Regions from separate parts of the Homo sapiens genome. Here regions 2 and 3 are each linked to region 1. A link is a loop called in an ENCODE intact Hi-C map of the cell type or tissue named here. Cell type or tissue: stomach. All regions are shown on one strand.

The links. A loop is a pair of places that touch in the nucleus more often than their neighbours do. Peaks named below come from ENCODE experiments on the same cell type or tissue, not always from the same donor. Only the 100,000 strongest peaks of a DNase experiment are listed, where the experiment ranks them.
Region 2: a loop joins it to region 1, with 2.6 times the contacts of the local background. A loop is called at or near these places in 56 of 110 quality-filtered maps.
Region 3: it touches region 1 in a loop (2.5-fold over the local background); 65 of 110 quality-filtered maps call a loop at or near these places.

What each region holds. Positions count from the first base shown.
Region 1 is chr7:47,423,938-47,431,937 of GRCh38, reverse strand. It overlaps TNS3 (tensin 3), which reads left to right. Exons shown (of 31, transcript NM_022748.12): 9 at 3,562-3,626; 10 at 7,754-7,837. Among named protein-coding and RNA genes, the nearest start is that of SNORD151, 37 kb to the left of the region's middle. In stomach, no CTCF peak of the experiment used is centred here; a DNase peak (open chromatin) is centred at 3,247; H3K27ac peaks cover 1,519 bases.
Region 2 is chr7:47,801,552-47,809,551 of GRCh38, reverse strand. It overlaps PKD1L1 (polycystin 1 like 1, transient receptor potential channel interacting), which reads left to right. Exons shown (of 57, transcript NM_138295.5): 51 at 1-79; 52 at 1,165-1,305; 53 at 6,208-6,342. The region is part of intron 1 of PKD1L1-AS1 (PKD1L1 antisense RNA 1); the gene reads right to left. Among named protein-coding and RNA genes, the nearest start is that of PKD1L1-AS1, 10 kb to the right of the region's middle. In stomach, no CTCF peak of the experiment used is centred here; no DNase peak of the experiment used is centred here.
Region 3 is chr7:47,270,058-47,278,057 of GRCh38, reverse strand. It overlaps TNS3 (tensin 3), which reads left to right. Exons shown (of 31, transcript NM_022748.12): 31 at 1-2,904. Among named protein-coding and RNA genes, the nearest start is that of SNORD151, 190 kb to the left of the region's middle. In stomach, no CTCF peak of the experiment used is centred here; no DNase peak of the experiment used is centred here.

The DNA.
Region 1 (8,000 bases):
GGAATTTATGAGTTTGTTCCAGGTTATCCAATTTATTGCTATGTACTTGTTCATAGTTTTTTATGTTTCTTTGTGTCTTAAATGGCATCAGTTATGATGACTGCTCTTTCATTTCTGATTTTGAGTTTTCTCTTTTTATCTTATCTAGGTAAAGATTTGTCAATTTTGTTAGTCTTCAGAAAACCCAACCCTTAGTTTTGTTGATCTTTTCTATTGTTTTTCTAGTCTCTCCTTTATTTGTTTCTGCTCTGACCTTTGTTTTTTCCTTCCTTTGCTAATTTGGGGTTTAGTTTGTTCTTTGTTCCTTCAGGTACAACATTAGGTTTTGTGTTTTGTTTTGTTTTTTGAGACGGAGTCTCACTCTGTCACCAGGCTGGAGTGCAGTGGCGTGATCTCGGCTCACTGCAACCTCCAACTCCCAGGTTCAAGTGATTCTCCTGCCTCAGCCTCCCTAGTAGCTGGGATTACAGGCACGTGCCACCACACCCAGCTAATTTTTGTATTTTTAATAGAGATGGGGTTTCACCATGTTGGCCAGGAAGGTCTTGATCTCCTGACCTCGTGATCCACCCACCTCGGCCTCCCAAAGCGCTGGGATTACAGGCATGAGCCACCGCGCCCTGCCTGACATTAGGTTTTTTTATTTGAGAGTTTTTTGTCTTTTAACATAGGCATTTATTGCCATAAACCTTCCTCTTACAACTGCTTTTGCTGCATCCCATAAGTTTTGGTGTGTTGTGTTTCAATTTTTGTTTCTCCCAAGATATTTCTAAATCTCTCTTCTGACTTTTTTTCTTTGACCCAGTAGTTATTTAGGAGTATGTTGTTTTATTTCCATAAACTTGTGAATTTTCCAAGATTCTTCCTGTTATTGATTTCTAGTTTCATACCACTATGGTCAGAAATGATACTTGAGGCCAGGCGCGGTGGCTCATGCCTGTGATCCCAGCACTTTGGGAGGCCAAGGCGGGCAGATCACCTGAGGTCAGGAGTTCGAGACCAGCCTGGCCAACATGGCAAAACTCCGTCTCTACTAAAAATACAAAAAAATTAGCTGGGTGTGGTGGCATGCACCTGTATTCCCAGCTACTCGGGAGGCTGAGGCACGAGAATCGCTTGAACCCAGGCGGTGGAGGTTGTAGTGAGCTGAGATCATGCCACTGCACTCTAACCTGGATGACAGAGGGAGACTCCATTAAAAAAAAAAAAAGAAAAAATACTGAATATGATTTCAGTCTCCTTAAATTCGTTAAGGTTTGTTTTGTGGCCTAACATGCCATCTATGCTGGAGAACTTTCTGTGTGCACTTCAGAAGAATGCGTATTCTGATGCAATGTTCTGTATATGTCTGTAAGGTCTATTTGGTCTAAAGTGCAGGTTGAGTACCCTGTTTTCTTACTGGTTTTCTGTCTAGGTGATCTGTCCATTGTTGAAAATGGGGTACTGAAGTCCCGTACGGTTGTGGTATTTCTATCTGTCCCTTCAGATCTTTTAATATTTGCTTTATAGGCCGGGTGCAGTGGCTCATGCCTGTAATCCCAGCACTTTGGGAGGCCGAGGCGGGGGGATCACCTGACATCGGGAGTTCGAGATCAGCCTGACTAACATGGAGCAAGCCCGTCTCTATTAAAAATACAAAAAATTAGCCGGGCATGGTGATGCATGCCTGTAATTCCAGCTACTTGGGAGGCTGAGGCAGGATAATCGCTTGAACTCGGGAGGTGGAGGTTGCCGTGAGCCAAGATCGTTCCATTGCACTCCAGCCTGGGCAACAAGAGCGAAACTCTGTCTCAAAAAAAAAAAAAAGAAAAGAAAAGAAAAGAAAAGAAATACTTGCTTTATACATCCATAAATAGTGCCACAAAAGTGATTGATAATGGGGTGAATGTCACCACCATGTGTGCCTGTTTTGGCTGAGGTGTTGTTTCTTTGTAGGTGAATTGCTGTCAAATATAGTTTTATGCAAGAGGTATACTAGTAGCCATACCATTAATAATTGCACGTGCCAGGATTCAGCTGCAAAGAGTGTATCAAGTGCCCGCATTGAGTATCTATAAGGCATGCTCTTGACTTTCACTGACAGAGAGAAGGATGCTCCTGGGTGACTTTCATGTATGACTGGGCTTATCAGAATTGTGACTTGAATTTGATCAGTAGTTTCTTCTCAAGAAGTTAGGGAGCTACATATTAGAGGCCCTGCCTTTTTGGCTTTATATGATTCCAGATCAGGGGTTGGCAAATATTTTTAAAAACAGCCAGATTAGGCCGGGTGCGGTGGCTCACGCCTGTAGTCCCATAGTCCCAGCACTTTGGGAGGCCGAGGCTGGTGGATCACAAGGTCAGGAGATCGAGACCATCCTGGCTAACATGGTGAAACCCCATCTCTACTAAAAATACAAAAAATTAGCTGGGTATGGTGGCGGGCGCCTGTAGTCCCAGCTACTTGGGAGGCTGAGGCAGGAGAATGGCGTGAACCCGGGAGGCGGAGCTTACAGTGAGCCGAGATTGTGCCACTGCACTCCAGCCTGGGGGACAGAGCGTGAGACTCCGTCTCCAAAAAAAAAAGAGCCAGATTGTATTTTACACTTTTCAGTCCCCGTGGTCTTGCTGCAAATACTCAAACCTACCCCTGCAGTGAGAGTGAAAGCAGCCCTGGATGTAGGTAAACAGATGGGAGTGGCCATGTTCTAGTCAAACTTTGTGTTTGGACACTGAAATCTGAACTTCAACACATTTTCACATGGCATGGAATCTTATCTTTTCAAAATTTTTTCTTAATAGTTAGAAAATGTAAAACTAACTCTTAGCTCACAAGTTGTGGGAAAGTAGGTAATGGGCAGAAGTAGCTCCTGGGCTGTGGTTTGCAATCTGCTGTTGTAGGTTGTAAGAGTATGTTCTAGAAGGTGGCACTCTGTGGCCCTGGGTGAAGGTGGCCTGTCCAATAGTTTCTGCTTCTCCTGCTGGTGTTGCTGGTCTGTGGGCTGGGCTGTTGGTGTCTGTGGTTATGGTTTGAGTGAGTCCTTTTCCAGAACTTCTGCCTGGGACAGTGGTTCCTTTATGTGTAATGAGGGTGGGCTGCGGCGGTGTATGTGGAGCTCAGGTGCCGGCAGTGCTGCCAGTAAGCTGGAATCTATGTCCCATCATGCTGAGCTGTGTTTGCAGCCCTGATCATTGTCAGCCCGTGAGCAGGCAGGCGTTCACTTCTGTCTGACCTGGATAATTAAGTCATGCTAATTGCTGCAGCTCCTGGCACAGTTTTTTCCAGCCTAATTGGGTAAAATGACAGGCAGCTGCTGTGTTGGTCAGCCCTCCTGGGCTTCTACAGCTGCTCCAGTTAGCACCCACTCTTACTGTTTGCACCCAGCGTGCGGGTTCCCTGTTGCAGAGACTCCAGTTGCACTGGGTACTGACTTTCCCAGACAGGAAGGCTGTGGGTAATGCTGGCCTTACCACCAAAGCAGGCTCTCTATTGTTTTGTCCACTAGTGAGTCTTTTCCTGTTCTAATTACATCTCTGCTGTGGGATTTCAGAGAAAATCAGCTGATCTTTTGTCTCCTGCAGGGCGGGAAAGGACGCATAGGAGTGGTCATATCATCCTACATGCATTTCACCAACGTCTCAGCCAGGTAGGATGAAGATGTCAGCTCGCTGTCTTGAGGTGCTAAAAGCTGGGCCTGCATGGGGCTGAAGGCTGTCTGCGCGGGAGCTGTTCTGGATACCAAGGGCTCGGCTGACCTGTGTTTCCCATTCCCCAGTGCTGGGTTGGTCAGTGCCTAGAAACCCAGTTTCCAGTTAAGCGTTTACACTTGTGAAAGTGGCATTTTCCAGGTTGGGTGACTGTGTGATTGATTCTAAGTACTTCCATGGAGGCATTAAAAAAATAAGTGACCCCACTGTCCCTTGTTCTTTAATAGAGAATTCTCTAACAAAAAATAACAGAGATAAAAGTCACCATTATGAAAAGAACAGAGTGGTCTCACTAAATCAGCTCATACCTTGTATATAATGATGATGACAGCCACCTCTTTTGCAGGCACTGGGCCTCTGGGAAGTATACTGATTATTTTCCTTTTCTCCCTGAATTCTCCTAACTAATCCACGAGGCAGTTACTATCATTCCCATTGCATGGATGAGGGAGGTGAGGCTCAGAGGAGCCAGGCAGCTTGCTCATGATCTCACAGCCTAGGAGTGGAGAGCCAGGTCTGGGCTGGTTTCCATGAGATGGAACTGTAATCGTGGAGACTTTGGAGGTGCCACTCGGGTCCCCTAAGCCAGACATGACACAAACACAGCAGGGCCACAAGGACCTCAGCCCTATGCCCATCCTTCTGGCCCTGGGCAGCTGTGGTGTACACCCGGACCCTTCCCAGAGTGCAGATCTTCACTCTCGCTGAAATGCAGTGCAGAAAATATTATTTATGGGGTCTACATTTGCATCTGCCCTGTCTTCTCAATGGCCTCTTTGTAAAGCCTGAACTTTCCATTCTGAGGAAATAGAAGCCTATTCATATCAGCCGATAAACCTTTTCCTTTCTAGCACCAAGGAGTGAAATTTGACTTTCTGAATGTTTTCTCTGGAAACCAACTGAGGAGTTGGTGCCTGCCAGGGAGGAAACCAACCCCCAAGTGAAAATCAGATACCCTCTTGGTGAGAATAATCATCGGTGTGTGTGTGTGCCAGGAAAATCGAGATTCCTGGGCACATCCATCCCTCAATGATGCCAAAGACATTTGGTTGGTGACTAAACATAGCCTGGCTGGTTCTGGACAGAGACCACCTGAGCACTTCTGTTTTTTTTTTTTTTTTTTTTTTGACAGAGTCTTGCTTCGTTGCCCAGGTTGGAGTGCAGTGGTGCAATCTTGGCTTACTGCCACCTCTGCTTCCCGGGTTCAAGCGATTCTCCTGCCTCAGCCTCCTGAGTAGCTGGGATTATAGGTGTGTGCCAAGATGCCCAGCTAATTTTTTGTATTTTTAGTAGGGACAGGGTTTCACCATGTTGGCCAGGCTGGTCTTGAACTCCCGACCTCAGGTGATCACTCACCTCGGCCTGCCAAAGTGCTGGGATTACAGGTGTGAGCCACCACGCCCAGCCACACCTGAGCATTTCTATCCCCAGCAAAGTAGTACTGCCTGAACCGAAGTTCCATGCACTGTGGATAGTCCCGGATTTTTTGGGAAGGGTAGATGTCTTAGGGCTAAAAACACACCTTTGACGCTCTTGGTACAAACTCTGTTTTCTCTCAATAGTCAATATGTATTTCAGCTGCATGTGTCAGGCAATTTACCTGAATCTCTCTAAGCCTCAGCATCCTTACCTGGAAAATGATGGTAGCTCTACTTCCCAGAATGTTGTGACAGTTCAACATATGTTACACAAAAAGCACTTAGAACAGCATCGGTACTCAGGTATTGGCTATCATTAACGCTGCTGTGATTATTAGGAGTAATAGTATTAAGTGCCTTTCAATTAAATGGGCTGATACCACATGCTTTTTGTGACTTGATTTTCTACATTAATATCATTTTATATGCATCATTTCCCGACATCATTTCAGTGGCAGCATAGCACTTTATTCAATGGATATGTTATGTATTTAAGCATTTGTTGATTTTGCCTATCCAAGTTGCTTCCAGTTTTGTGTACGTGTGTGTTTAAGACAGAGTCTCACTCTGTTGCCGGGGCTGGAGTGCAGTGGCGTGATCTTGGTTCGCTGTAACCTCCACCTCCCAGGTTCAAGTGATTCTCCTGCCTCAGCCTCTCAAGTAGCTGGGATTACTGGTGCCCGCCACTATGCCCAGCTAATTTTTTGTATTTTTAGTAGAGACGTGGTTTCACCATGTTGGACAGGCTGGTCTTGAACTCCTGACCTCGTGATTTGCCCACCTCAGCCTCCTAAGTGTGTGTTTTTTTTTTGTAATTTAGGTTGCTTCCAGTTGTTTTCTACTGCAAAGCTTGCCATGATGAACACATTCTTATACATATATTTTTGATCATTTCTACAATGTTCCCTCTTAGATTATATTCCAGAAGTAGAGTAATCCCAGATAGCACAAGCACACATTTGAGATCTTTATCACAAACTGCAAACAGAAGAAAAAAGAAACTTCAAGTCACCAGAGAAGAACATTCTTGTATCAACACCATAGAAATAAGAGTTATAAAGACAAAACCAGTACTAATATTATTACTACTACTCATATCACTATAGAAAATAAACATTGGTCAAAATGTATTCTCAGCATTTAATAAAACAAGTAAATTTCAGAAAAAGGAATGCTTAAAAGTCACTGGGAGGCTATGGAGCTGCACTCTGCTGCTCAGTATGTGATGGACTCGGTGCTAAAGTGGGCCCTTCTGTGTGTGACTGCCCCACCAGCACAGCCCCTTGCCTAGCAAATGCACGTAGCAAGTTGTCCATTTTATAGTATTCTGTGAAAGTCAAATCACACTCAACTTACTTTTGAGTATGTTTCTTTTTCCTCCTGCCTGTCTCTCTACCAGGATTTTTATGAAGTCCGCAGTGCTTATGTACATCATTTTTCTGGAGGGGCACAGACACATTTTTCTAAGTAACGGGCCCACTTTATCAGGTGTTGTTGTTGTTGTTGTTGTTGTTTTGAGATGGAGTCTCACTCTGTCACCCAGGCTGGAGTGCAATGGTGCGATCTCTGCTCACTACAACCTCTGCCTCCCGGGTTCAAGTGATTCTCCCACCTCAGCCTCCCAAGTAGCTGGGATTATAGGCACCCACCATCATGCCGCGGTAATTTTTATTTTCAGTAGAGCTGGGATTTCACCCTGTTGACCAGGCTGGTCTTGAACTCCTGACCTCAGGTGATCCGCCCGCCTTGGCCTCCCAAAGTGCTGGGAGTACAGGCGTGAGCCACCGCACCCAGCCTATCAGGGTTTTAAGGAAGCATTTGGCCCAAATGAGTTGGAATTGTTAAGACACTGCACTCATATTCCAGGATTTGTGCTGAAGTCATATCAAGAAATCCCATGAATGCCCTGCTGTGAGATTTCTGGAAGTTTCTGTCAGACACTTCCTGTGGGCACTGTGGACCTGGCATTGAAGGTCAAATATATTGTTGGAAAGCAGGGTTACTTTCAGTCACTTCAAAAACAATGCTGCAGCCCCGAGGCCTGAGACACCTTTCCAACCCCAGTGCCCTACAGCCTTCTCAAGCCCAGTCCTGGGAGTGACATACTGGCGGGGCACAGGCTGGCCCACTTGTGTCCCGAGGGTGCCTCTTGGGACTTCATGGGGGTGTCTGTTGACTCTCCTGCCCTGGGTTGCTCCCTGCATCCATGTGGTCCTGAAACTTGAGTCTGCCTGCTTGTCTTGCACAGAGCCCACTTAAAATGGTCTTCTTTATTTAGGACGTAGGGTGGCCAAGGGACAGTTTTGGACACCAGCCCTACCACCTGCCTGCTGAGAAGCCTCAGTTGGTTCTTCTGCAAGCTGGGTATTCAGCACTCTTAAGAATAATATCTTTAGATAAGGAGCTGTTATTTCAGATGAGAATTCTGACCCTGCACTATGGCTCCCACTTTGAGCACAGCATATTCCTGCGGGGGAAATGAAGTCTAACAAGGGACAGGTGGATTGGGTGTGCACAGGTGCAGCAAAGGGTGAAGCCCCTTGTGGGAGCTGGTCGCTTTGAACAGCCATGAGACACATCCCCCGTCAAGTACCCACGTGGTGTGGGCTCCACTGAGTTAACTCTCTTTCTCTCTCTCTCCCCTTCAGCGCCGACCAGGCCCTTGACAGGTTTGCAATGAAGAAGTTTTATGATGACAAAGTTTCAGCTTTAATGCAGCCTTCCCAAAAACGGTATGTATAGATCCCCAAAGCCAGAGTGAAGAGGTGAATGAAATTTTACATATAAAAATGTGAAAACAGAAGAGGCATCTCCTCTGTCCCGACACCTAAATGAATAGTATTCTTGGGTCATGCCAAAGACTGTGAAGGTGGTGGGGAGACTTGTCCCTCCCAG
Region 2 (8,000 bases), 380 kb before region 1:
CCACCTCTGTGTTCAACTCTACCGTATGATGGACAAGGGCGTCCTCAGCTACTGGCGAAAGCCAAGGAACTGGCTGGAGGTAGCCTCTCTTGTGTCATTTTCTTTTGAAAAATAACAATAAACTGTTTATATCTTGAAAAAATAATTTAAATAAGAAATTGATTATGCACTAGCTACTGCCAACATTATTGCAGTTTTCTCCCTCTGTAGTGTTAATCTCAAAACAGCATTTGAGATCAGGTATCATTTAGTGTTGTTACAGTTACCGTCATGTACCACACGAATTTCAGCCAAGGTGGTGGTCCCATAAGATCTTATGGTGCTAAGAAATTTCTGTCACCTAATGACATCTTGATTCTGACCTTGTATGTAGGCCTAGGCTAAATATGTCTGTTTGTATCTTAGCTTTTAATAAAGAAGTTTAAAAATAAAAAATTAAAACAAAATTTTTAAAAATAGAAAAAACTTTTGGAATTAGGATATAAGGAAAATATTTTTTGTACAGCTGTACAGTGCATTTGTGTTTTAAGCTGTGTTATCATAGAGTCAAAAAGTTTAAAAAAATTAAAAGATTTTTAAGTAAAAGGGTTACAGTAAGCTAAGGTTAATTTATTACTGAAGAAAGAAAAACGTGTTTACAAATTTAGTGTAGCCTAAGTGTGCAGCATTTATAAAGTCTACATTAGCGTACAGTAATGCTCTAGGGCTTCACATTCACTCACCACTCACTCAGTGCCTCACCCAGAGCCACTTCTGGTCCTGCAAGTGCCATTCATCGTAAGTGCTGATACAGGTGGATCATTTTTTACCTTTTGTACTGTATTTTTACTGTATCTTTTCGATGCTTAGATATAGTTAGATACACCAGCACTTACCATTGTGTATGATTGCCTCAGTATTCAGTACAGGAACACGCTGCACAGGGTTGTAGCCTGGGAACAATAGGCTGTCTCATATAGCCTAGGTGTGTGGGACTGTCTATGTTTGCATAAGTGCACCCTATAATGTTCCCCCAAGGACAAAATCACCCAGCGATGCATTTCTCAGAAGGCATCCCTGTAGTTAAGTGACTCATGACTGTAACTTACAAACGCGTGTCACATGGGGTGCCAGGTAAGCCCTTCCTCAGGAGCCATCTGAGGGCCTTTCTCTTGGATGTTCCAGCTCTCCGTGGTTGGAGTGAGCCTCACCTACTATGCAGTTTCCGGCCACCTTGTTACTCTTGCTGGAGATGTCACTAACCAGTTTCACAGAGGACTTTGCCGAGCATTTATGGACCTCACCCTTATGGCATCATGGAATCAGGTACACGGTGTGCTCAGGGCCATGCAGATAGAGGCCATGCACTGTGATGCCATCCAAAAGGCAGAGGTCACACAAACTCTAGAAGGTGCGAGACAACAGATTTGTTTGATATCGAGAGATGATGCTCTGAGCTGGCAGATGGGAGTGGCCAGGACAGTGAAGGGCCTGAAGAGCTTGAGACATGCTTTGAACACTGGGGTATGTGGATTCTGCGTGGAGCAGAACTCAAGAGCCTGGAATTCCCCCAGTGCCTCCAGGGGACGCTAAGGGGCACAGGAAGCAGGTGTTGATGCAGCATGGAGGAAGGAGGCTAGCGCTGACTTGCTTAGACACACCATTTTCTCTCTTCATTCTGGCGACAGTCATAAATGCAGGCAGTATTAGCCACTCTGCAAGTGAAGACACCAAAGCTCACAGAGTATCAGGTCCCTCAATAGAGAGAAGTCTGGTTTCAAAGTCCCTGTACCTCCTTCCCCTAGGCAGCCCTTCCTGCAGGGAATGGTTCCCCACAGGGATGGGGGCTCCTACCAGGAGGACCAGGCAAATGTGCACAGATGGGCCTGGACGAGCCCTGGGGAGGGGGCTGATGAGATGGGGCAGGATCCCCCCACAACAGCATGGGACGCTGCCTTCCTGTGGTGGTGGAAGATGAGCCCACATACTCTGCCTCCTTGCCCTGCTGCCCTCAGATCTAGCCCCTCCCTAACCCCCTTGTCCTCCTTTTCCCATCTAGAGGGTGGTCAGGGCCCCAGGGCCACCCCCAGGGCTGGGTGAGTCCTATAGCAACCTAGAGAACAAGGGCCAGTTCCCCTCCATCTTCAGGCCCCTTCTCCCCAGGTCCATTCATCTGCCCCACAACCTCCCTCTCACCCCTTGGCTCCTGTCCGCTGTGTAAGGAGAACCAGGCAGGATGAGGCTCGTTTCCTCTACACTTCTGCTTCCTCCACCAGTGCCCCAGTCCCTGCCTCTTTGTTGGAGATCATTTTGTTGCAAGCAAGAGAAACTCCCTAGGCTAGAGGAAAGAAACAGGTTCTAAAGGAGCCCAAGCAGAAGATTTGGCTTTTCTCCTGAAGTGAAAGAATACATGAATCTGATGAGACAGAACACTCGCACAAGCAAGGCAAAGCAACTGTCACTCACAGATTGGCAGGGACAGCAGAAGCCTGGGCTGCATGGTGAGCCAGTGCCCCCACCTCAGGAAAGCTGACCAGGGTGGACAGAGTCCCGTCTGTGTGTGTCCCGACAGAGTCCCGTCTGTGTGTGTCCCGACAGAATCCTGTCTGTGTGTGTCCCGCTTGCACCAGTTCAGAGAGCCTGGAAAGCTGCCTGCCCTGAAGTTTCATAAGCTGGGGGAACATAACATGCTGTGCTAAAGTGTTAGAGGGCATCCTCTTCTTGGAGGAACATGACCAGAGCCCACGCTCTTCCATGTAGTTCCTCCTTATCTCCGGATATTGCATTCCTAGCACATTCAACAGTTATTGTGAGAACTATAAGCAATAAAAGGGGAAGAGCTGGGCTGGCCAAGGCCAACCAGGGACCTGTTCTGCAGGCACTTATCAGCATCTAATGAAATCTGCATTAAGCAATTATTTGGTTTACTGTCTTCCCCCACAAGGCTGGAAACTGCAGAATAGAGAATGTATCTATTTTGTTCACTACTGCTCCCCTGGTACCAATATTAGGGCCCGATGAGGACTGGCTGCTTAATTTATTGGCATCTCTCTCTGGGACAGACAGCAGGCTTCCTGGTCTACCTTTTATAGTATAGCTCTGCTAGTCAACCCGCTTCCTACTATTTGAGTTCTGGCTTACCCATGTAACTGTAGTCTTGCATGGTCCTGTGGGCTACAATGCCGACATGCCTGACACTCCCTTGCCTGTGCTTAAAGGCCCACAGATAGCGGCCAGCTTTCTGTCTCTCAGTGCACAGCTTACAAGAGCATCTGATTAGTCACTGATTGGCCAGCAGGTGTGGGCCTCAGGAATAGGGGGCAGAGTGAATGTAGGATGTTCTTTTCACCTGATGCGGACAGGGGAGGTTTTCTAGAAGCATGACTAGGGCAAACATGAATCTGGTCTACATACTGACCTGGTGACTTGCAGTAAATAGCCTCCTCCTGACTTCTGACCTTGGGAAGTGAGTTCATCCTTATATCCCTTTTCCCCACTGATGTCCTATCTTTCTCATTATGTTCCCTGCCCCTGCCAGAAAAACTTACCTGGGGAGAGCCCCTCTTCCCTGGGGATCCTTTCTAGGGCAGATGCCAATTTCCAATTCCTCAATTAGCTTCTGAGAAGAGCTGACATGTATTGAGGTTAGCTCCTGCCAGGCACTGCATAAATTCTATATAATCACGTGTATGTTGAGCTATCCAACCATCTAATGAAACAGGTACTAGTATGCCACCCATCTAGACCGAGGCTCTGAAAGGTTAAGCAACTGGCTCAAGGTCACTCACATTGATATAGGAGCTGCACTGGAATTGGCCTCTGGTCTTGGGGTCCTGGGTAACTGCATTCCTAAGCACAGAACTATAATGCAATGGAACGGCCCTCCAAGGACATGGTCCACATTGTCCTGACCCAGGAGTGCTCAAGGCAGGAACCTGTATCTCACACCATTCAGCTCTGTTGCTGTGTTGCTGTGTGTTCAGGGCCAGCTTTTCAGAAATGTGCAGTGTAGACCATGTTTGTCTTCTGAGGTGCCCTCATGTACCCGTCTCTGTTCTGGCACCTTGGCCTCTGCCCACACTACGGCTTTCCCTCCTAATTCCACTTCTGTGGGCACCTGTTGTGCTGTTTGTCAAATTATTCTCTGTAGAGACAGTTAGAGGAATTTAGCTCTAACTTCAATGTAGGCTGCATCCCAGGTGCAGGAAGAACGAGTCATCTTCAAGATAAACACAAATGACTTTCTAATGATGGAATTTAACACCCAGGATTAAAGAACTATGATTTGAGTGTGTGAAAATGAAAATGCACAGGCTTTAGAATCAGCAGACCTAAAACTCACTCCCAGCTCCTCTTTGACCATGTGCCATTGGGCAAGTTTCTTAACTTTCTTCAAGTCTTAATAAGGTAGAACTATGATACATACCTTGGGGGTTTTGCTAGGATTTGAATGTGTGTGTGTGTGTGTGTGTGTGTGTGTGTGTGTATTTGTACAGGCACATTCAAACATATCCTTGGAACAGCTTGGCACCTAGCAGATGTTCCATAAATGAAAGTCATAATAATGGCAATTACTCAGAAGGCTTTATGGCATCCCTCAATCAGATGGAGGCAAGAAAGCGGCCCTTCCACTCTGTCCACAGGAGGTTTATAGCCGTGTTGTCCAATAGTCACCACTAGCCACACATGGCTATTGAGAACTTCAAATGTGGCTAGTCCAAACTGAGATGTGCTGTGAGTGTAAAATACTCACTGGACTTCATAAACTTAGTATGAAAATTAAAAATGTGCTGGGCGTGGTGGCTCACGCCTATAATCCTAGCATTTTGGGAGGCCAAGGCTGACAGATTGCCTGAGTTCAGAAGTTCAAGACCAGCCTGAGCAACATGGTGAAATGCTGTCTCTATTAAAATGCAAAAAAAATAAAAATAATAATAATAGCCACTATGGTGGCATGTGCCTGTAGCCCCAGCTACTCGGTAGGCTGAGACAGGAGAATTGCTTGAACTCACCAGGAGGCGGAGGTTGCAGTGAGCCGAGATCCTGCCACTCAAGCCTGGGTAACAGATTGAGACTCTCTCTCAAAAAAAAAAAAAAAAAAAATTAAAAATGTAAAATATCTCAATAATTTTTATGTTGGTTACATATTGACATGATGCTATTTTTTATGATTTTACATGTACTATTTTAAACAAAATATATTATAAAACAAATTTACTCTGTTTAATTATACTTTTTAAAACATGGCTACTAGAAAATTCTACCCATAGCTTGCATTGCATTTTTCTTGGCCGGTGCTGGCTAAAGCCCCATTCATCCCCCATTCAACCATGTGCGGCCCTGCCTGCTCTGAAGGGAACCCGAGGGGTGACAGCCACTCACAGCTTCTCTAGGTTTTGGTTGTCAGAAGTCATTGTTGACTTTGTCCCAATTACTGAGGAAATAAAACAAACAGAAAACCTTGATTCATTGCCCATATAGATTTTAAACCATCCAGCTGTCATTTCTTTTCTCTTGGGCTTATAATTTTGGTGAGAGCATATGAGATCATACACCCAAAAGTACTTTCCCCATAAGCCCCTGGTAGGGAGGGGAGAAGGGAGCAGCCTTCCTAGAGGCCTTGTGAATGTGGACGAGTCCATAAGGCTGTTTGCCCCTGGGTCTGCCATGCCCCCCAGTTGTACTATGTTTGTCTGTTCACACTGTTTATCTGAGCCGTAGACTCTAGAGATATAAAGTGGAGTGCCTCCCGTATTTGCAAGGATTACGTTTTTAAAAACCTACTTGGAAAGTGTTGGTGCCCTATTCTGTACATGTATCTGGGGGAAAGGAAATAAGCATGCACTAAATACTTCTTTGAGTCCCCTCTGTGGTGATGATTTTCTTATAGCCCAGTAGACTGAGGCGCAGACAGGGAGAACAGACGTGGGGTGGACAGAGTCCCATCTGTGTGTGCCTGCTAGACCTGCTCCATCCTGGTGTTCAAAGAAATGGCCAGGCCAGAATTCAGAGCAGGTCTTCTCAAAATGCGTTACGATTTGTATTTACCCCTAGTTCCAACTCATTCTCCTCTGCAGACATCTGCACTTGATGTCCCTCGGAGACTCATGGGTCTATATAACATCATCAAATCCAATGAACTCTTTATGCATGACTGACAGCTGTGAATATGTCTGCACCTTTCAGTGACTGGCATGGCACACTGACTGTTATGTTCTTCTGTCTCAGAGGGCTCGATGGCTCCGGGGAATCCTCTTATTCCTCTTCACATTAAAATGCGTCTATCTTCCTGGCATTCAAAACACAATGGCATCCTGCTCCTCCATGATGCGCCACTCACTCCCCAGCATCTTTGTAGCAGGGGTAAGAACTCTCCCCTTTATCAGGTGATTTCCCTTGTAAACCATTGATCTGTGTACTCGTCAGCCTTTCTCAAGGGAAAAACAAACTGCTCTCAAGGTTAAACACCGTCTAGAATTCCAGTCTTCTAATCCCTTACAGTGTGGTTTTAGATAACTGATATCAATAGTTACATAGTAAGTTATGGTCATGACAACAATAACCATGATTTAGGAAACACTTGCTCTGTACTATACCTTACAACAGCATGTTATTATTACTAATATAAGTAGTTATTATCACCTACTGAGCTTTCTCTAAGTGCCAGGAATGGCACTTTGGGCCTCTCATAGATTACTTCGTTTAACTATCACAACCAAGCTATGGACAGGCACAGTTCTTCTTAGAAGATTCTCAGGATTTCCTGTCTCAAACAACAGGGCACAGCCAAGTCTTCATCCAGGGCTAGCCCTGAAGTCTGGTCTGGAGGGTGAAGCTCCGAATCAACAGGTACAGAGTACAGCTTGGAGCCCTGATGAAGTTCCTGGGGTGCTGTTGATTCCGATCTGGTCCCAGCAGAGAAAGAGCTTTCTCCAACCTGACAGGCCCTAGTACAGCAAAGAATTGCAATCAGGGCTGAGGGAAAGTCTAGGCCAAGTGCCCTGAGTTAGGAGGCTCTGGCTGTCAGGATCCAAGCCACACAGGACACCAAGCACAGGTCTCCTGCTCCAGGGAAGGGGTTCTGCAAGCCCTATTCACCTTACACTGGAGGAACATGCTGAGCAAACCAGGGCAGAGAGAACGAACCTGAGAGTCAGAGAGAGCAGCATTTGAACCTGGCTGTCCCACACTCCAGCTCACTGTTGCGAGCACCAGCCATTTGCCCAACCTCTGCCTCCAGAAAAAGCATTAACGACATTTGCCCCGAAGGTTACTACTGGCCTTTGAGATTATATGCATGTAGAATTTATGGAGTGATTAAACTAGTCATTATTAAGACCATTTAGCAACATGCAAAACTGCTTTTTTTTTTTTTTTTTTTGAGATAGAGTCTCGCTCTGTCACCCAGGCTGGAGGGCAGTGGTGCAATCTCGGCTCACTGCAAAGCTCCGCCTCCCGGGTTCATGCCATTCTTCTGCCTCAGCCTCCCGAGTAGCTGGGACTACAGGCACACACCACCATGTGTGGCTAATTTTTTGTATTTTTAGTAGAGACGGTGTTTCACCGTGTTAGCCAGGATGGTCTCGATCTCCTGACCTCGTGATCCGCCCGCCTCGGCCTCCCAAAGTGCTGGGATTACAGGCATGAGCCACCACGCCCAGCCAAAAATGCTTTTATGTAAGGAAAAAAAAGCCCAGAATATAAATAATTTGTGTCCAAATTAAGTAGCAGAATTCTAACTGTGCAGCAAGTATAGATGCATAGGCATCAAGGGGAGACCGGGAGACCACACAGCTCAATTTGTCCAGTTGTAGACTCATAGATTGTGCTTTCTTTCTTCTGAGTTCCACTGATGTCTGATTTCACTTATGGAGTAAGTAATACTAAAACGAGTCCTAGTGCATTTGTAGGGAAGTCTTTGGGTACCTGTCCAGGCTTGTACATGAATCCAGCAAGCACCCACACAGAATGCAGCCCATGACTATAGCTGCAGCTAGGTAGGGCCTCTCTGTAGGCCCGTC
Region 3 (8,000 bases), 150 kb after region 1:
GGACCCACCGATGCCTCTCGAAGCCCTGGAGACAGCCGTTGGGTGAGGGTGGGGCCCCCACTTTTTACCAAACTAGTAAACCTGACATTCCAGGCCCATGAGGGGAAAGAGGATCTTCCAGCTCTGCAAAAACAAGAACAAACAACATCACCGTGAATTGGCCTTTCCTGAAAGTGACTTATCTGACACATCTCTGTAGCCACATGCTTTTTGGGTAGAAGAAGCTGGGCATGGGTGCACCCCACCCCCTAGGGTCCCCATGGGAAAGGGACATGCAAGGAAACAGCACAGAACACGAGGTGGTCCCCATGTCCCTGGCACACTAGCATTCCGGGGGATGAGGAATCCCCAGCCCTTGAGGCAGAGGTGCCGAGTGACTGCCATGCTTCGCCCGTCCGCATGGGCGCTTCTGTCCAGCTGCACCCGAGGCCGGGGGTTTCCCTCACCTCGGTCTTCCCAAGATGGAGATGCTAACGAAACTGAGAAGGGGGCGTATGTTTGACGAAGGTTTGTGCAAGTCAGGCCCTTCTGGAACACAGCAGGGCCTACAACGAGGGGCCTTTGCGATGGGCTGTGAGGATGGGGGTGGTGGGAAGAATTGGCCACGTTGGAGACCCCATGCCACCCCACCATGGTGAGTGCTCTGTGCCTCCTGCTCACCTGTGGTGAGCTGGGCGAGCTGGGCGAGCTGGGCGAGCTGGGCTGGGGAGAGCCTGTGAGGACCGAGAGGAGAAATGAGAAGAAGGAACAAAAATATTATTTCTATGTAATTTATATTTTACTTATGCCAAATTATTTATGATAATTTGCCATTGCTATACTGTACCAGTGTCAAATGCTGCAGCCTGCCAAGCTGTGATTTTGTGAGGCTTGTCCCTATGTAGGATGCACCGCAGGCCCCTGGCCACTGAAAGAGTGTGCAGTGGACTGTGGGTCTCCCATATGCGGTGCCGCCCAAAGGTGGCTTTGCCTCAAGCAACCTACCCTGATGTTTTACTCATTGGAATGTTTTTCCCCGATTGTGGATGACTTCTTTTCTGATGGAGAGAGTCCAGGAGGGATGGAAAACTCCTGGATTTAAGCTCAGCATCCCCCACATGGGCTTTTCGATCATCTTCAGGCCTGAAGCTGCACGACCTGAAGTTCGCCTGCATTTATCAGCCCTCTTTGTGCTGCTCCTTGCCACCTTGGGGTTCCTGCTGGGGACCATGTGTGGTTGTGGCATGTGTGAGCAGAAGGGAGGATGAGGAAAAAGAGAAGAAACCCCGGTACTGACAAGCTGTTTTTGAGTGCCACTGTTTGCCATCATCTAAGCCACTGAATCAAGTGTATTTCAGGCTTATTTCAACATTCCAATGCCCTGGTTTTCCTGCTTGAATCTGTTCGTGGTCAAAGGTTTGGGGGAATTTGTGACCCTGGAACATCCCCAGAGTGAAAGATGGAGCTGGGCCACATCAGAATAAGGCCTTGGCCCCATCCTCTCACAGCCTAGGTGCTCTGCAGGCATGCTGACTGTCCTGATTGCGATCCAGCCCGAAATTCCCTCCTCTGCTTTCAAAAGTCAAATCCCCCATTCTTAGGCCACACTGGTGTCACAAGCTCCTGTCAGGGAGCTGGGGTTTGGGAATGTGCTTTGTGAACTCTGCTTTAAAGTGAGGGGCCGAGGAAAACTTAGAAACAGGCAGAGTTGGAAGCAGCCAAATCACAGTGGGTGTTGTGTGTGTGTGCGTGTGTGCATGCGTGCGTGTATGCGTGTGTGAAAGCAGGTGGACCATTCCACTTTTTAGCTCCTATTGATGCACCAAACCAAGTGCCTCATTTCTGTGCCAAATGTTTGCCTTGGTCGTTGTGGACCTCCTTCTCTAACTTGCGGTGGCATGACTGTCAGGAGGTGCTGGCATTTTCAGCAGATCCTCATGTGTTGACCCTGATGTCTTTAGCAGAGGCCTCTAGCATCTCGGTTTTTCATCCACTGCAGGAATGTGGCCACAGGGAGCAGAGGTTTGTACTTTCCCCAAGAGGTCCTCATCCTGAGACGGTCTCTACCCATGTTTAACCCAAAGAGTGCAGGCCAGGTTCCTTATCCTTCTGATGAAGGATGAGAGAGCTCATTTAGAAGTCAGAGCAAACTAGGGTCTCAGTATTGAGAAACGCAGCCTGCCAGGGAATCACAGAGACATCGGGGTGCCCGCGATGGCCCTCATGAAGCCATGCCTCGACGGCATTCAGGAAGCCCTGCAAACGTGCTTTTTGAACTCATTGGCCAGGTGTGATTTTTACACAAGGTAAACGTGGTCAAGGGCATCGGGGAATTTGCTCCAAGCAGATAGCTCCCTCTGAGGAACCAAAGGAAGCAAGTTTCCACGATTTCTGAAGAGCTGGTATAGGAAGTTTCTTTCTTCCTTTTGTGTTACATGTGCATTAAACAGAACAAGCTGTGTGTCATCACAGATTGTACTGTGGGCTCAGAAACCGTGAGAGAGCCCCCACCGTGGACACCGGCTCTAGGGCCACAGGAAAAGGAACGTTTCCAGGCATTTTGTCTCCAGGGCTCCCGCTGGACAGGCACGTACTGCCCTGGGGAGTAAATGCGGAGAGTTCACGAACTGTGCCCAACGCATGTTATAGCCAGGGTCCTACTAACTACTCAGTAAAAGAACGTATTGTTGTATTCCTCCAGTGTTAAGCTATAGCCATGTTAAAAGTCACTGTGCATTTATTCTCAGCATCAAATACCTTGTAACGTCTTCTCTGCCTTGTTAGTGCATATTTTTACTTTTCTGATACTGTAAAGAATATATCCAGTATGTAAATGAATGTTCTATAAATCTTTTGTATAGTCATTTTCTCTGCTCCTTAAATATCATCTCTATTCAGAGTATAATAAAATTATGAACTTGGTAAGCCTCCGTGAGACGGTATTTGTGTACCCTGAAGTATGTTTGTGTGTGTTTGCACATGTGTGTATGCGTGTGCATGTGTGCACTTTTGTGTATGTGTCTCTGCAAATGTGTGCATGTGCTTGCACAGATGTATCTTTGTCCACATGTGTCTGTGCGTCTGCGTGTGTGCTCGTTCATGAATGTGTGTCTGTGTGTTTACAAATCAGTGGATTCAGTTATAAAATCACAAATGTTTTGCTGTCAGGAATATATTAAGATTTCTGCCCAGAGACCTTTGAAATGTTATATTCAAAGATCTTTGAAGATTAACCACAATGCAGTGTTGATAATGGGTCCTGACATGTTTTCGATGTTGCTATGAATACCCCTACACACACACTGGCTGCAGAAACACACCCCTGAAGTGGGCCAGCTCCTGAAGGACCTCCCAGTGTCTATTGAAGTGGGCACTAAAAGTGAATATTGAGACTGGTGGATTCACTTACACATCAACAGATGCTGGAGACAGCCAGTGTCACCTGCCTCTTCTGTTCCCCCAGCCAAGGCTCCTCCCTCCCCACCTTAAGGGAGTTTGCCCTTTTCTACGGACTCTGCCCTCTTGGGCCTGTCCCCTCCCTCCTGAGTCAGGTGATGGGACACAGGACCCCATCTAACCTCACTCCCTCAGATCCAAACCAGAAAAGAAGCAATGCTTTGGGCTCATTTGGTTATGGACAGATAAAGATGGCAGTTAGCTGCCACCCTGTGCACAGTTTTCTGCCTGCGTGGTCAGCCCCCAGAGACTGTAGCTTTCCACTCTGAGGAGACACAGAGATATTTCACCCCAGCTATGTTGGGAGAGTGAACTTGAAATGGTCCCGGTACTACTGCTTTGGAGCAGAAGAGAGGGCAGGTGGTGGCAGATTAAATCTTGTCCAACAGGAAGCTCCCATTGAGTCTTTGAAGCCAGTCATTGCCCAGACCTTTGACCAATGTCACAAGGTGGAAAGGTGGACAGGGCATTGATTTCACTGCGGCTTAGGGAGTGTGCTTCCCAAGAACACCATACTTGTCACAATTACTGGGCTCCGTACAGTGTGCACATGTGCCTAGGTCCCCGACCAGAGCCAGCCCTGGGGACTGTTGGAGAGACCCAGTGGCCATGAGACCTCAGCTGGACAGGCCCCTGCCACTTGCTGCAGGAGGATGTTATGGGTCCCCCATTCATCTCTCAGCAATCTGTTACCTAATGAGTACCTGGGCCTTACCTACTGGGGTCGTCCTTCTATTAATGTGGTGGGCACCTTGGTCCGTCCACTTGGGGGGTCATTGATCTATTGTGTAATGAACACTTTGGATCTGCCCACTGGAGGACAGTAGGTCTGTAGCTCAGTTGGGCTTCTGTGTCTCATCCTGTCCCCAGGGAGGTAGGTTGCCTGCCTGATGGCTTTGGGGATCACACTTCACAGACCAGGGGCAGTTGGGCTGGTCTCAGAGGATGAATTGGAGTTTTCCAGGTAGACTTGGGGCCTGGACTGGGAAGGGACATTTTATGATGCAGGGATTGGTGAGATCTGGACACATTTGGACAGAAGGGCTGTTGAACTGGCAAACAAGATAAGTGGGAAAAACACAAGTCGCCCTTAAATTCCTGAAAAATCAGTTCACAGTGTGAAGCCTGGCCTGAGGCAACAGAACAAATAGGTCACCAAGAGCCTATCACCAAGCCAGATGACCAGGAAGAGGAAACAGCAAAAGGGACTCCACTGCAATGATTGATCTGGCCGAGGGAGCCTCTCTGTCCCATCTCAGAGAGTCCAGGGTTGGGGGGCTGGAGAAAACAGCAGGATCCCCCTTAGCCCCACCTGGGAAGCACACTCCATCTCCCACAGGCAGGGGACCCACCAGAACACACACCAGGCCAGGAAGGTTTCATAGCTGTGTGCTGGCAGCTTCCCTCTCCCACTGAGAGACACCCCTTCTGTCCCTCAGGTAACGTCAGCAGGGACCCCAGAGGTACCTGATAAACCAAGCAGACTAACATAACGCTGAAAGGCTCTGACGATTAAACTGTCAGTGGGACCACAGGCCACAAATCAGGCCAGGCCCTGCTCCCTAAGCAGAATCAGGGCAATTACCTGCTAAAATTAAATATTTAAATAAGACCCAGAATTCCCTAATAGGTAAAATGGGATACAATAGAAAATTCCTTTCATACCAAGTACCAAGAAATGTGCAGCATGAATGAGAAAGACAATGAATGCCAACGTCAAGATGAACCAACTGCTGGAGTTATCTGGCAAGGATCTGAAAACAGCCATCATAAAAATGCTTCAAGAGGCAAATCTGTTGAAGAAATGAAAAAATAGAAAGCCACAGTAAAGAAATAGAAGTGATGAAGAAGAACCAAATGGAAATTACAGGGCTAAAAGGTATAATAACAGAAGTGAAGGAATCTTACTAGATGGATTCAGTAGTAGACTAGTGGAAATGGCAGGATAGAATCAGTGACTGTGGCGACAATGTAATTCACTCAATCTGAATAACACAGAGAAAATAAACTAAAAAAAAGAAAAAGAACACCCACAAGAACCTGTAGGACACTAACAAAAGATCCAACATTTGTATCACTGGTGTGCCCAAAGGAGAAGAGAGAGGCTATAGAATATTTGAAGATTAATGGATAAAAATTCCCCAAATATAGCAAAAAGACATGTATACATCAAGAAGCCAAGTGAACTCCAAACAGGATCAACAACCACAACCAAAATCCATGCCAAGAAATATTGTAATTAAACTTCTGAAAACTAAAGACAACCTGTAGGCAGCCACAGAGAAATGATGGATTCTGAATAGGAATAGGAGCACACCAATTGGAATGACAGTGGATTTTTCCTATGAAACCATAAAGGCCAGAAGGAAGCTATGCAACATTTTCCAAGGACAGAAAGAAAATAAAAATCAACCATGCATTCTATATTCAGTGAAACTCTCCTTTAGAAATGAAGAGGAAATAAAGATATTGTCAGATGAAGGAAACGAAAAGAATTAGTTGCTAGCAAGCCTACATTTAAAGATTGACAAAAGAAGTTCAAACACAAAGGAAATGGTAAGAGAAAGCACCTTGGAGCATCCAGAGGGAAGAAAGAAGAATGAAAAGAGCAGAGCATGAGTCATACAACAAACCCTCCTTCTCATCACAAGTCATCAATCACATCTGATGATTGGAAAAGATATTACACCACCGTCTGATACTCAAGACAATGAAAGGAAAAAGTGAGAAATATGAAAGAACGTATATGGAGGTGAGACTTCAACACAAGTAGTAAAAGGTTGATAAAAATAGTGATGTTATGAATATTTTTGTAATAACCAGAGCAACCACTACAAAAACTATGCACAAAGATACATGCAATAGCAATTAAAAAATCAAGATGGAATCTTAAAAGATGGGTCCTAGCCCACAGGAAGACAAGAAGATAGAAACAGAAAAACAAAGATGAAGCAAAACAAAACAATAACATGGTAGACTTTAGTCTTAACGTACTAATTACCTTAAATGTAAATGGAGCAACTATATCAATCAAAAGACAGAGATTGGCAAAGTGGGGAGAAAATGGCCCAATTACATGCTGCTAACAAGAAACTTCAAATTCGGTGACATAGGTAGATTGAAAATAAGAGGATATAAAAACATAGTACATAAACATTTTTAAAAGGAGGAATCATTATATTAATGTAATAAAATCAGTTTATTTGCTCTACAGTTTTATTTGCTCTACAGTTAACAAAGTCAACTGTAGAGAAAATGAAATTACTAGAGCCAATGAGTGACATTATACGATGATAAAAGGATCAATCCGCCAGAAATGCATAAGGGTCTCAAATGCGTACTCATCAAACAACAGAGCCTTAATACAGAAAATCCTCACTTAAAATAATTGATAGGCTCTTGGAAATTGACTTTCAGTGAAATGGCCTACAGCAGATGCTGGAAATGATGTTTCTTTCTTCATAGTTCCGTTTTAATGTTGATGAGAAAAAAAGTGTTGCCTTATATGCCATTTTGTGTTAAGCCACAGTTCCAAGAACCTATGGACAGCATTAAGTGAGGACTTACTGTACGTAAAGTAAAAACTGATAAAGTCGAAAGCAGAAATAGACAAATCCACAATTATAGTTGGAGAATTTAACATTCTCCACTCACTAACTGGTAGAACTATGCCATGGTTTTAGTATTTGTGTTCTTCCATGGAATCTACATGTTGAAACCTAATCCTAACGTGAAGGTACTAAAAGGTGAGGCCTTTGGTAGGTGACTAAGTCATAGGGGTGGAGCATCATGAATGGGATTAGTGCCCTTATTATAGAGGCCCAAGGGAGCTTGTTTGCCTCCTCCACAGTGTGAGGACACAGCTAGAAGGTGCCATGTGTGAGGAATGGACCCTCACCAGACACCAAATATGCTAGCACCTTAATCTTGGACTCCCCAACCTCCAGAACTGAAGTTTGTTTTTATAAGCTACCCAGTTTATGATATTTTTATTATAGCAGCCCAAATGCACTAAGACAGAAATTTGTACCAAGGACTAGGGATATTGTATAATAAATATCTAAAAATGTGGAAGTGGCTTTGGAATTGGGTAATGTGTAGAGGCTGGAGGGGTTTTAAGGTACATGCTAAAAAAAGCCTACATTGCTGTTAATGGTAAACAGGATTCAGCTGGGAGCACAGAAGGAAAGGAGAGCCATAGAGAAAGTCTCACTCTTCTTAGATAATACCTAAGTGGTCATGAGCATGATGTTAGTAGAAATATGGACGGTAAGGGCCATTCTGATGAGGTTTCAGATGGAAATGAGGAACACGTATTGGAAACTGAAGGAAACAAGTGGCAAAGAACTTGGCTGAATTGTGTCCATGCCCTAATGTTTTGAGGAAGGTAGAACTTGTGAGTGATGTGAGTGATGAAGCTGGGATATTTAGCTGAGGAAATATCTAAGCAAGATGTTGAAGGAGTAGCGTGGCTTCTCTTGACTACTTATAGTAAAATGTGAGAAGAGAAAATGATTTAAAGGCAAAATTTATAATGAAAAGAGAAGCAGAGCTTAAAGATTTGG